2 separate regions of the Homo sapiens genome follow, and region 1 is linked to region 2. Evidence: chromatin contacts called from ENCODE Hi-C or POLR2A ChIA-PET data. All regions are on one chromosome and are shown on one strand. Each heading gives the region's core, a stretch centred on a gene start or an enhancer-like site at or near the end of the contact. The rest is flanking DNA. Distances are from core to core; before and after follow the strand shown.

Evidence for each region. Hi-C counts contacts between places; a loop is a spot of excess contacts on that map. ChIA-PET counts read pairs that join two places held with the same protein, here RNA polymerase II (POLR2A). Pooled maps may share reads with other maps.
Region 1: a loop to region 2 is called in a map of CD4-positive, alpha-beta T cell, with 8 times the contacts of the local background. The contact joins two enhancer-like sites. A Hi-C loop is called at or near these places in 2 of 168 maps with a recorded cell type or tissue (CD4-positive, alpha-beta T cell and CD4-positive, alpha-beta memory T cell) and 8 of 50 pooled maps. POLR2A ChIA-PET finds 5 or more read pairs at or near these places in 1 of 52 experiments (activated T-cell).

The regions. Positions count from the first base shown.
Region 1 is chr15:99,923,100-99,928,874 of GRCh38, reverse strand. No RefSeq gene overlaps it. Among named protein-coding and RNA genes, the nearest start is that of LYSMD4, 190 kb to the right of the region's middle. RefSeq lists a silencer at 436-495 and an enhancer at 217-511. Within about 2 kb of position 3,053, at least 28 of the 41 ENCODE cell types and tissues checked have a DNase peak (open chromatin) inside an H3K27ac peak, as active enhancers do.
Region 2 is chr15:98,855,061-98,861,532 of GRCh38, reverse strand. The region is part of intron 2 of IGF1R (insulin like growth factor 1 receptor); the gene reads right to left. Among named protein-coding and RNA genes, the nearest start is that of MIR4714, 74 kb to the right of the region's middle. Within about 2 kb of position 2,717, at least 4 of the 41 ENCODE cell types and tissues checked have a DNase peak (open chromatin) inside an H3K27ac peak, as active enhancers do.

The sequences.
Region 1 (5,775 bases), core at 1,804-4,303, 1.1 Mb before region 2:
CTGGGTTTGCGGCCACGTGAGGCTCTGAGCAGCATGGGCCTTGGGGACACTGAAGATATCAGAGGCCCTAGAGGTATGTGTGGCTTCCCAGGTTAAAGTTGGCACGGAGAGAGAAGAGCGTGGCAAGTCAGGCAAACCCGGTGAACTCCCTTTGTCAGCCTTCCTTCCGTCTGCCACAAGGAAGGCCTGTACCAGAACCCAGGGCCTTCTGGGCTGAGAGGCCGCAGCCTGCATTGGAAGGCCACTGAGTCACGGACGTGGGAAGATGACCATCGGTGTCCGAGACGCGAGTATAAAGCCAGGCGCTGCCACTCACCAAGCTGCGCGATCTCGGGCGAGCAGCGCTTCGCCAGGCTCGGCCCACGGCGACGCCACAGTGCCACCTGCCGGCCGGACGCCCTCGCTCGCGCACCCCGCCCTCCTCACTCGCGCACCCCGCCCTCCTCACTCGCGCACCCCGCCCTCCTCACTCGCGCACCCCGCCCTCCTCACTCGCGCACTCCCCCGCCCTCCTCACTCGCGCACTCCCCCGCCCTCCTCACTCGCGCACTCCCCCGCCCTCCTCACTCGCGCACCCCGCCCTCCTCACTCGCGCACCCCGCCCTCCTCACTCGCGCACCCCGCCCTCCTCACTCGCGCACCCCGCCCTCCTCACTCGCGCACTCCCCCGCCCTCCTCACTCGCGCACTCCCCCGCCCTCCTCACTCGCGCACTCCCCCGCCCTCCTCACTCGCGCACTCCCCCGCCCTCCTCACTCGCGCACCCCTCCCTCCTCACTCGCGCACTCCCCCGCCCTCCTCACTCGCGCACTCCCCCGCCCTCCTCACTCGCGCACTCCCCCGCCCTCCTCACTCGCGCACTCCCCCGCCCTCCTCACTCGCGCACCCCGCCCTCCTCACTCGCGCACTCCCCCGCCCTCCTCACTCGCGCACCCCGCCCTCCTCTCTCGCGCACCCCGCCCTCCTCACTCGCGCACTCCCCCGCCCTCCTCACTCGCGCACCCCGCCCTCCTCTCTCGCGCACCCCGCCCTCCTCACTCGCGCACCCCGCCCTCCTCACTCGCGCACTCCCCCGCCCTCCTCACTCGCGCACCCCTCCCTCCTCACTCGCGCACTCCCCCGCCCTCCTCACTCGCGCACTCCCCCGCCCTCCTCACTCGCGCACTCCCCCGCCCTCCTCACTCGCGCACTCCCCCGCCCTCCTCACTCGCGCACCCCGCCCTCCTCACTCGCGCACCCCGCCCTCCTCACTCGCGCACTCCCCCGCCCTCCTCACTCGCGCACCCCGCCCTCCTCACTCGCGCACTCCCCCGCCCTCCTCACTCGCGCACCCCGCCCTCCTCTCTCGCGCACCCCGCCCTCCTCACTCGCGCACTCCCCCGCCCTCCTCACTCGCGCACCCCGCCCTCCTCTCTCGCGCACCCCGCCCTCCTCACTCGCGCACTCCCCCGCCCTCCTCACTCGCGCACTCCCCCGCCCTCCTCACTCGCGCACCCCGCCCTCCTCACTCGCGCACTCCCCCGCCCTCCTCACTCGCGCACTCCCCCGCCCTCCTCACTCGCGCACCCCGCCCTCCTCACTCGCGCACTCCCCCGCCCTCCTCACTCGCGCACTCCCCCGCCCTCCTCACTCGCGCACCCCGCCCTCCTCACTCGCGCACTCCCCCGCCCTCCTCACTCGCGCACCCCGCCCTCCTCTCTCGCGCACCCCGCCCTCCTCACTCGCGCACTCCCCCGCCCTCCTCACTCGCGCACTCCCCCGCCCTCCTCACTCGCGCACCCCTCCCTCCTCACTCGCGCACTCCCCCGCCCTCCTCACTCGCGCACTCCCCCGCCCTCCTCACTCGCGCACTCCCCCGCCCTCCTCACTCGCGCACTCCCCCGCCCTCCTCACTCGCGCACCCCGCCCTCCTCACTCGCGCACTCCCCCGCCCTCCTCACTCGCGCACCCCGCCCTCCTCTCTCGCGCACTCCCCCGCCCTCCTCACTCGCGCACCCCTCCCTCCTCACTCGCGCACTCCCCCGCCCTCCTCACTCGCGCACTCCCCCGCCCTCCTCACTCGCGCACTCCCCCGCCCTCCTCACTCGCGCACTCCCCCGCCCTCCTCACTCGCGCACTCCCCCGCCCTCCTCACTCGCGCACTCCCCCGCCCTCCTCACTCGCGCACCCCTCCCTCCTCACTCGCGCACCCCGCCCTCCTCACTCGCGCACTCCCCCGCCCTCCTCACTCGCGCACTCCCCCGCCCTCCTCACTCGCGCACCCCGCCCTCCTCACTCGCGCACCCCGCCCTCCTCACTCGCGCACCCCGCCCTCCTCACTCGCGCACCCCGCCCTCCTCACTCGCGCACTCCCCCGCCCTCCTCACTCGCGCACCCCGCCCTCCTCACTCGCGCACCCCGCCCTCCTCACTCGCGCACCCCGCCCTCCTCTCTCGCGCACCCCGCCCTCCTCACTCGCGCACCCCGCCCGGCAGTGCGGCCCGCACCCGCCCCCTCCCGAGCACCCTGGCGCGCACTTAGCCAGTACCTGCGCGTGCACCTCGGCGTTCAACGCGGCCTTTGCGGCGGCTCTCCCCTTGGACCTGAGGCTTCCCGCTTCGTTCTAGAGTGAAGGCTGGAAGAGCCCAGACAGGAAGGTGTCAGCTCTGTCCCACACCCAGGTGGCCTGTGCTGTCCCTTAAGTACAGCAGCAACAACGTCACCTGGGGAGGAAAGCTTCATGGAGCTCACCAGATTTGCAGGGGTGAAAGATGGAGGGAGGAGGGGAGTTGGATTCCTATACTAGTTTTTATCTGGATAACTTCTGAGCCAAGCACAGCTTTGTGAGCCTCTAGAGACCCCCTAACCTACTTGCATCAACTGGACATAAAGAGGGGAGCCCAATAGCAACTGCATCCATTCTAAAACCAAAAGCTACTGTTATTCGCCAGGCATGGTAGTAAGTGTCCTATGAGTGTTAATTCATCCATCAAACATTCTTTGAGCTTCCCCTCTGAGCCAGATCGTGTCTAGGTGCCTGGGATGCAGAGGTAGCGAACGTGCCCACACAGGCATACACACGCATTCCTATCCCCTCTACTTCGTCGGCGCTGTTGTTTGACATAGGAATTACTACCACCTAAAACACTATATATTTTACTTTATTTTTCTTATATTATTGTCTGCTACCACACATGTATGCCTGTGGACATCCACACCAACCCCCACACACACACAGACACATTTTTTGTGTGTTTTGTTCACTTTTGTATCCCTAGCACTTAGGAAAGTTGCCTTACACACAGTAAGTGCTCACTCTTTATCAGCTCAAGGAACTCACGATTTGGTAATCTGATGTATTCCTCAAAATTCCCTAAAACTAGGGGATTATATTGTTCATTTGACAGAAGAAAAGGCTGAGGATGGGGAGTGGCCTGCATGGACTGATTCAACTCTTAGCAGTGGAGATGGGAGGCAGACCCAGGTCTGCTGATCCTAAATCCTGTCCTCTGAGTGTCCCCCATAAGCTAATTACTGGAGAAAGCAGAAAGAAAAGAAACCACTATTATCAGCATTGCTTTTCATTTTATTAATCTGAAGAGTGAACACAGTGAAAGCAGGCAGCTACATGTTAGCTGTAGACTGTAGACCACATCTGTTCAAGAATCCCTCCGAGATCATTACATATAAAAATGGCAAATAAAATAATTTTAGCTTTATTTATTTATTTAAAGTTCTACTGAGATAGCAATAAAATAAGGAAAACAATGAGAGGGCAGAAATTCCATTGGAATCAAAATCCTGTATGAGTGAGCTGAATTTTGTCCTGAAGGCTTCTGCTGGTTTCCAGTCGCCTAGAACCACAGTTACACTGAACTATGCTGGGTACAAATGACCAAAGTAAGAGGGGAGCTGGGCTGGAGGAAGAGTTCTGACCAGAGACCCCTGCATAAAGTCAGAAATCCCAGAACTCAATACCTTCAGTGGGTGAGCACAGAAGCAAAGAAATAAAACATTCCCCTAACACATTCCTAACCATCTGTCCCTATTTGACTAGGAAGAGGGCAAGAATCTACACTTTTTGTGAAAATTGAAGCCCCCTCGCAAATAGAAAGTTTTGGGTTTGGTGTTTTTTGTTTGTTTTTTGAGATGGAGTCTCACTGTGTCACCCAGGCTGGAGTGCAGTGGCGTGATCTCGGCTCACTGCAAGCTCTGCCTCCCGGGTTCACACCATTCTCCTGCCTCAGCCTCCCGAGTAGCTGGGACTACAGACGCCCGCCACCATGCCCGGCTAATTTTTTTGTATTTTTAGTAGAGACGGGGTTTCACCATGTTAGCCAGGATGGTCTCAGTCTCCTGACCTCGTGATCTCCCCGCCTCAGCCTCCCAAAGTGCTGGGATTATAGGTGTAAGCCACCGTGCCCGGCCTGGGTTTGTTTGTTTTCTGAGACGGAGTCTCGCTCTGTCACCCAGGCTAGAGCGCATTGGCTCACTGCAACCTCCACCTCCCAGGTTCAAGCAATTCTCCTGCCTCAGTCTCCCAAGTAGCTGGAATTACTGCCACCCACCAACATGCCCGGCTAAGTTTTGTATTTTTAGTAGAGATGGGGTTTCACCATGTTAGCCAGGCTAATCTCAAACTCCTGACTTCAGGTGATCCACCTGCCTCAGCCTCCCGAAGTGCTGAGATTACAGGCATGAGCCACTGCTCTCAGCCAGAAATTTTAGTTTAAAGTGATCTGAAGTTGACTGTGCTTCCTGGCATCTAGCATAAGCAAATATAAGTTCTCTCCAAAAGGTTTAAGCTGAGGCCTTAACGATTTCTCAAAGATAGTGACTAGGAACATGATTTTATAATCAAAAGTCACAAAACACATGAAGAAACAAACTGTCATGAAATAGGTTCCATGCTTGGTAATGGTAGACTGAGTGAATCAGAACAGCTCTCCCTCAAGAACAACAGAAAATCTTGACATCATTGGCAAGCAAACAAGTGAGTGAGAAATTATGGAAAAGAGACGGAATTCCAGAAAAGTTAGCTCAGAATTTGAAATCATTTTGACCTGGGGATACTAAAAAGGGATCAGCCCTCAAAGGAACTGAAGACCAACCGCAAAATTATGTCAGTCCCTGATGATATTAAGATGACCTGGGGTAACTGGGGCTTCTAGTCTCATTGCCTAGAGAAAAAGTAATCCTCTTAAAATGTAGATACAATTATCCAGAACCTCAAATTACCTCTTAAATGTTTACATATAATGCCCGGCATTTAATTTTTAAAAAGCCAGGAATAGTAGAGGTTAAGATATTAACAAAACTCAAGATAATCAATGAACAGTAGGGACATATCCTTGGAGCATCCAGGATTTGAAATTATCAGAAACAAACCTCATACAGCTATAATTAATTGGTTTAAGAAATACAGAAGTATTTTGTCAGAGAATGAGAAAGCATTCAAAATAGAAATCCTAAATCTTAAAACTTTAGAACAAACTGAAATTAGGAAATCAATAGATTGGTTTAACAGGAGTTTGAATTCAACTGAAGAAAAAGTGAATTGGGAGATGGAATCAGAAAAAAAATACATGCTGAGGCACAGAAAGACAAAATGTTGGAAAATACAGAAGGAATATAAGAGGCGTCTAGAGTATGGTAAAAATATCTAGCATATTTGTTATGAGGAGTCACAGAGGAAAGGAGAAGACAGAGTGGAGAAGTACTATTTGAAAAGAAGAGAATTTTCAAAAATGAATAAAAGATGGGATACCACAGATACAAGCAACACTATAATTCCCAA
Region 2 (6,472 bases), core at 1,468-3,967:
AGTATGTAGTAGAGGGTGGAAAGCTAATGTCCCCTAGAAGCAGGGCCTAACCTGAGAACTGCGAGAGAGGCCATGGAGGTTGGGGTTATGAACACTAAGGAGCACCAGCGCTGCATGCAGAGGGTGTAAGGGTCCTCCCTACGCGGGTCAGCATGGTGAAAGAGAAGGACTAGGAGGGCGGAGCTAATAGTAGGAGGGGAGAAGACCGATAACAAACTTCTTCAGAATGTCCCTGCATGTATATTTATCTGAGAGGAAGGTGTAAGGAGGCCCTTCTAAAATACTATGTCATTGAACTAGGTGTGCCAAGGTCTTGTATATAGCACATCAAGGGGAAAGTGCATTCATTTGGAAGATTTGTTTTTTCACTACTGAGTTGGGCTTCGATGTGGGTAAATGAGTTACATTCATTTAAATTATTCCAGCAACTATCATGAGAGAGACAGACTGAGACGGAGAGATGTTCAGAGAAAGACAGAGACATAGATGGAGGGAGGGAGGGAGGGAAGAAAAAGAAAAAAAAATCATGCAAAGGAATAAATTTATCACACATTTATACCTCACCTTTCCAGAACTCAACTATTCAGCAAATAAACATTTCTGGGGTAGTCAAGCACCAGGAAGAAGCTTGGTTTCACTTACTGCCTATTTACTCTTAACACATAACTCTAACAAGCTTAGAAATCTGTTTTCAAAGCACTCACAGCAAAAAGGAAGTGGCAAATAATCACCTACAGAGGGGCTGATGGAGACGGCTTTCTCTTCTTACTGAAATAAGTCTATTAAACAGAAATGGAGACATAAAAATGGTAAAACCAAACCATAAGAACACAATAAGCACAAGAAACCTTCAGCAGAGGGCAAACTGCCTCCCACTCAGCCTTGAGGGTATCACTGTATTATGCATAATACAACAATTTATGCTCGCTGATGTCCTCAAGTTGGCCAGAAATGACTAAATTATATTCACTGGAGTAAGAAGCAAAGAAGTACAGAATACATGTTGGAAAGATTTCCAGCATGATAGTGCACAAAAACTGGTGCAGTAGTCTCAGTTCTCCCTAAGGCTTTAATGTATTTCATCATCTGGTCATTGCTCGATCTGACAAATATTTACTGAGCATATTGGAGAGACTTGCTGTGAGAGGCCTGGCTCCTGCTTTCACGGAGTTCAAAATCTACTAAGAAGCTGAGATACTCAAGATCCACATTTCTACTAGGATGGTCTGTACAAGGGTTTGGATTGTTGTACTAAGTGCTGCGCACTGACTCCGAAAATCATGACTTATTTTTGGATATGAGCAACTGAAATTGGCCTAAATGTTAAGAAACGGTGTGCCATTTCAAAAGTCTTTGATCATACAGTTCAGAGTCAAGGATCAGTCAATACTTCAAGAAACTCCAGCCTGGCCAACATGGCGAAACCCCGTCTCTACTAAAAATACAAAAATTAGCCAGGTATGGTGGCACATGCCTGTAATTCCAGCTACTCGGGAGGCTGAGGCAGGAGAATTGCTTGAACCCGGGAGGTGAAGGTTGCAGTGAGCCGAGATCGCGTCACTGCACTCCAGCCTGGGTGACAGAGCAAGACTCCATCTCAAAAGAAAAAACTTCAAGAAACTACCCATGTGGTCATGAAACCAAGAAGCAAGGCATGCTGCTTTGGCTGCACAAAAATATACAGTACAGAAGACCAACAGAACCACAATTCCTGAATTTCTTTCTCTTTATTGAAGAAATTAATTCTAACACATACACCTTCTTATATTTAGGCTAGGACATCTTATAACTAAATCAATCTATACAGTTAATCATGCATTTAAGAATGTGTGTGTTTGTTTTTTAAAGTGATATTTATTAAAAGGAAAAATCCTGGCTATCTGGACACTGAGAAATGCACAAGCTTGCAAAAACCGTAATTTAATCAGAAAACCCAGATACAGTAAAGTTACTTTTCATTTTCTTTTTGTTTCAGAAACCTTGCAAGAAGTTCTTTCCCTTCTTGAGGGCAAAGCTTACGAACTGGAAAGTTTCATTTTAATGGGTTCTTTCTTGGGGCAAAAACATGCAACACCAAATATTCTAGAGTGTCTGAGTGCAAACATCGCAGATGCAGTAGTGCAAAGGAAAAGCAAACACTTTAAAATCAAGTATGTCTTAGTTCAAATCCTGTGTTTACCACCTGCGAAGTGTGTGAGGTAGACAATTTATTTTTCCAGGCTTCCATTTGTTCTTCCGTAAAACAATGTTGGTAGAATCTACCTCATCGGCTGTTGCAAAACTAAATGAAATGTGCTTTCAATACACTGGTCATAATTATGCAGGTGGACATGCTGAATTTTTACACCGATCTCAATATACATGGGCTTTGTAACTGCAATGATAGCTCAGTGGAGCTCAAACTGGATGTGTTTCTAAAAGTCCAAAAAAAGTTTGGACTTTTTTTTTTTTTTCCTCCATTATGACATTTTACTTCTTGCTTAGATGAGAAGCTAAACCCTCCCCGGAGGCTGGGCTTCCTAATGAGCAGAATAAAGTTCTAAGGAACAACCACAACAGAACCAAAGGGTAGACTGAAAGTAGAATTCTGCCATTGAGGAGGCTTACTGGCCTTCCTCCCTTAAAAGCGTGAGCCACTATGTGGCATGTTCAGACTCCTTCAAACATAGCTGGTCCCAGATGTCACACGAAGTTTGGAAAGAGGAAGTTTGGCTGTTCAAAAATAAAAGCAGGGTGCTGATAAGGATGATGATGCTACTAAAACAGAGTGAGAGATTTCTCCCCGCAAACCCTGGCCACGGAGTGCTGTGCTGGTTTGCTGCGCTGAACAATGGAGGAGGAAGCCCAGGCGAGACCTCGTCCACGTTTATTAGCATCCTGAAAGGTGGAGTCTGTGCCTCCGAAGCCCAGAGTTCTCTAAGCCTTTATATCTCGATTAAATGGCTGAGATTGTCCTTGTGTACTTGGGTGGATTGATGTTATTTCCAAAGCATGCAATTCATTTCAAGAGGGGAGAGGGAGGATTAAGTTGGAAATATTTTTCTATTCAAGGAGGAAAATTAAATATAACTGGAAATGTTTTCAGGAAAATGTTTTTATATTTCAATGTTTCCCCAGAGCACTGTGATCCCAATACATCACAGGACTGTGCTAGATTAAAAGGAATGAAGACAAAATGAATTTAAATAAAAACTGAAACTGACCAGCCAGGCTTTATTCTCCATATCTGAGGAAACAACGAAGCGGGGGGAAACTACAAATGAACCAAAACAAGAAATAAAAATCAACTCAACTAAAATTTTAAACTCAAATGAGTGTTTCAATTTTGTTTTAGAATTTTTTCAATCTAGTTTATTTTCATAGCCACAAAAGCTTTTGAATAGCCATGAATTGATAGCCACTTGATTGACAGAACCATTAAGACTTTTTTGGTTGTTTTCTCTTAATCATTTTCCTTAACGCTTGAATCCGCTGATACTCAGTTACAGAAGACGACTTGCTTGTCTTATAGTTCTTAGGTCATTACAAGTACTTAGTATTTGCTAATAATCAACACCAACAGCTCCAGGAAATGTGTACAATTAGACAGCTGGTTTAACTGGTTGTGTTGCATTTTTTAAAACGTGCATACCACCCCCTTTATGAGCCCTAAATATGACAGGAAAAATGGAATGTACAGGTCTCAGTTATCCTTATCAAAATAAACACATATTTTTAAGAGGAAAGAATTTTGTCAGTTAATCCTGTGTTAGATCTGTGATGTCCAGTAGCCATTAGCCACATGTAGCTATTCAAATTTAAATTAAAACTTTAAAAAAATCCAAAATCCAGTTCCTCCGTAGCACTAGCCACATTTCAAGTGCTCCATAGCCACATGTGGCTAGCGGCTCCTGTACTGGACAGGGCATCCACAGAACAGTCCATCATGGTGGAAACTTCCACTGGACGGTGCTAGACTAGATGGAAGAACGGAACTGTGAGCCTTGGGTATTTACATTTATTTTTAAAGACGTAGGCTGGGCGTGGTGGCTCACGCCTGTAATCCCAGCACTTTGGAAAGCCGAGGTGGGTGGATCACTTGAGGTCAGGAGTTCAAGACCAGCCCGGCCAACATGGCAAAACCCCGTCTCTACTGAAAATACAAAAATTAGCCGGGTGTGGTGGCACATGCCTGTAATCTCAGATACTCAGGAAGCTGAGGCAGAAGAATTGCTCGAACCTGGGAGGTGGAGGTTGCAATGAGCCGAGATCGCACCACTGCACTCCAGCTTGGGCGAAAGGGTGAGACTCTGTCTCAATTAAAAAATAAATAAATAAATAAATAAAGATGTACACAAAACAGTTTAATTGTGGGGTCACTTTATAGAAGCTTCTTTAAAGCATCAGCTTTCCAACTGCACACAACTGTTTCCCCTAAGCAACTTCCAAGGCACAAACCCAGTATACATTCTCTCCTAAGCATTATCTCAGTTGTACATTCGATTGTAGAATATCTTTCTTCCTTAAAAAAAAAAAATCTCTCACCCAAAACTTAAGAGAAAGGGGTCATTTACAGGAGAAAGGGCAAATCATTATTTTTAGATGGAAAGACCTCCCTAAGTCAACATTTAAATATTAAAACATGTAGCAGGTAGTACCAAAGGGTTTCTCCTTCATCACACTTGTATTTCTTTACTGTCGAAATTCTCTGCCCAGGAGTCAGCTCTGTGTGAGCTGAAAGCAAGTGTTCTGTTTGCTATTGCACATCCATTACAAGCACAGTGCCTGCCTGGGACAAAACAGATGCTTAAATTTTTGTGGAATGATTGAATGAAACTTAAGAAGAATGGTATTTTGCTAAAGAACAGCAAACATCCTTTTAGAGCCTGGTTCCAATTCTTTATATTTGGATAGCAATCCACCCTTTATTTTCAAATGCAAACTTAAAATAACTTAGCAGACTGATTCATGCAAGTATGCATGCTACAGCTCAGTATCTTTAATACTCAGCAAAAGGCATACAGCATCTATGTCACAGTAAAATATGAGCTAACATTTATTGCAGTTAAACACCAGGCCCAACGCTAAGTGTTTTACATATGCTATTGCATCTGCCCCTCACTCTGATAGTCTCTCTGCTACCAGGAGGAGGAAACCAAAGCTCAGGGGAAATTAAGTGACTGGCTCAAGCCACAGGGCTAGAGATGTATAGTCAGAAAAGCTCCCCTGGTGAAGACTATGGACGATGCCCGTCATATAGCCTGATTGGACAATTCCTGCTTTAATCAGGAAGGCTACGATTGTCCTCGTCTACAAGGACCTGCCTCCAAGGAGGGGCATGGCTCTGGATCTTTGCAGCCCCAGAGCTTAGTTGAGCACCTGCCCTGCAGGCCTCCCACATATTTTTGTGGAGAAAGACTCAGCAGTCCTAATGGCTTAAGGCTACTCAGACTTGGAGAAGGCCCCTTCTACAGAAGCAGGCACAGCTCAGCACACCCCGTCTCCCTCTAAACCGAGGCTGTGGGGAAATCACTGTGACCTTGCCACTATACAGCAGCTTCATGCTTTGGCCACCGTGTTGCAGCCTCTACGGCCACTCTGCTCTAGTAACTGGCCTCCTTCTGCAAACTGACCAGCTGCACCAGCATCACGGGGCTGGCAGCACTTCCATTATTCTTTTTCTTGCTATTCAGAATTTCAACCTAATAACTCCACTGTTTTAAAAACACAGTGCTTTAGCAAGAACCTGTTGTGCTCCAAGTACTGGTCAGACAACTGCCTTTAAGGGGCTCACTTTCCTATTTGGCCCAATTCCCTCAGATTAGGGTTTCCAGAAGTCTGACCTATAAGCATTCATTTTCATAAAAACCACTACTGACAAAGCAACAGGTTCTAAACGTATACATTAAAGAGCTAATTTTTTGTTGGATCAATATTTGTCAAGGGCTTGCCAAGCGGGGGTACAAAAGTATAATAAAGGACATCAATCCATGTGGGGGAAAGGTAAACAAATATTAATCAAGTCCCTAGTGATTCTACATAATTCTCTGTAATTCTTTCTGCAGTCCTATAGCATAGATAACATCTCCATCTATGGATGATAAAAAGCACTGCTTGTAATAACTCACTTCCTAAGTACCTGCAAGGCACGAATTCAGGGCCAGGCACAGTTAATCCTCATAACTCCCTCAAGGAAAAGGTATTACTACTTCCTTCTCCAGAAAGACAGGCTCGGGGCGTCTGTCTGGGTCCGAGGTGCCCACGCTGGCTGAGAGCGCTGAAGTGGAGTCAGACACACAGGCCTGCCTGGCTCCACAGACCATGGTGCCATTAAATGAGACTGTCCTCACTCTCATGGGGGGACACAGAGAAAGCTCCCCACCCCAACCACAGGAGGAAAAGATGACTGTGGGAGAACACATCACCATACAGCATCAGTGTCCCATTAGCGCGGAAGGCAAGATTGACAGGAAAAACAAACAAGGAAATAGTA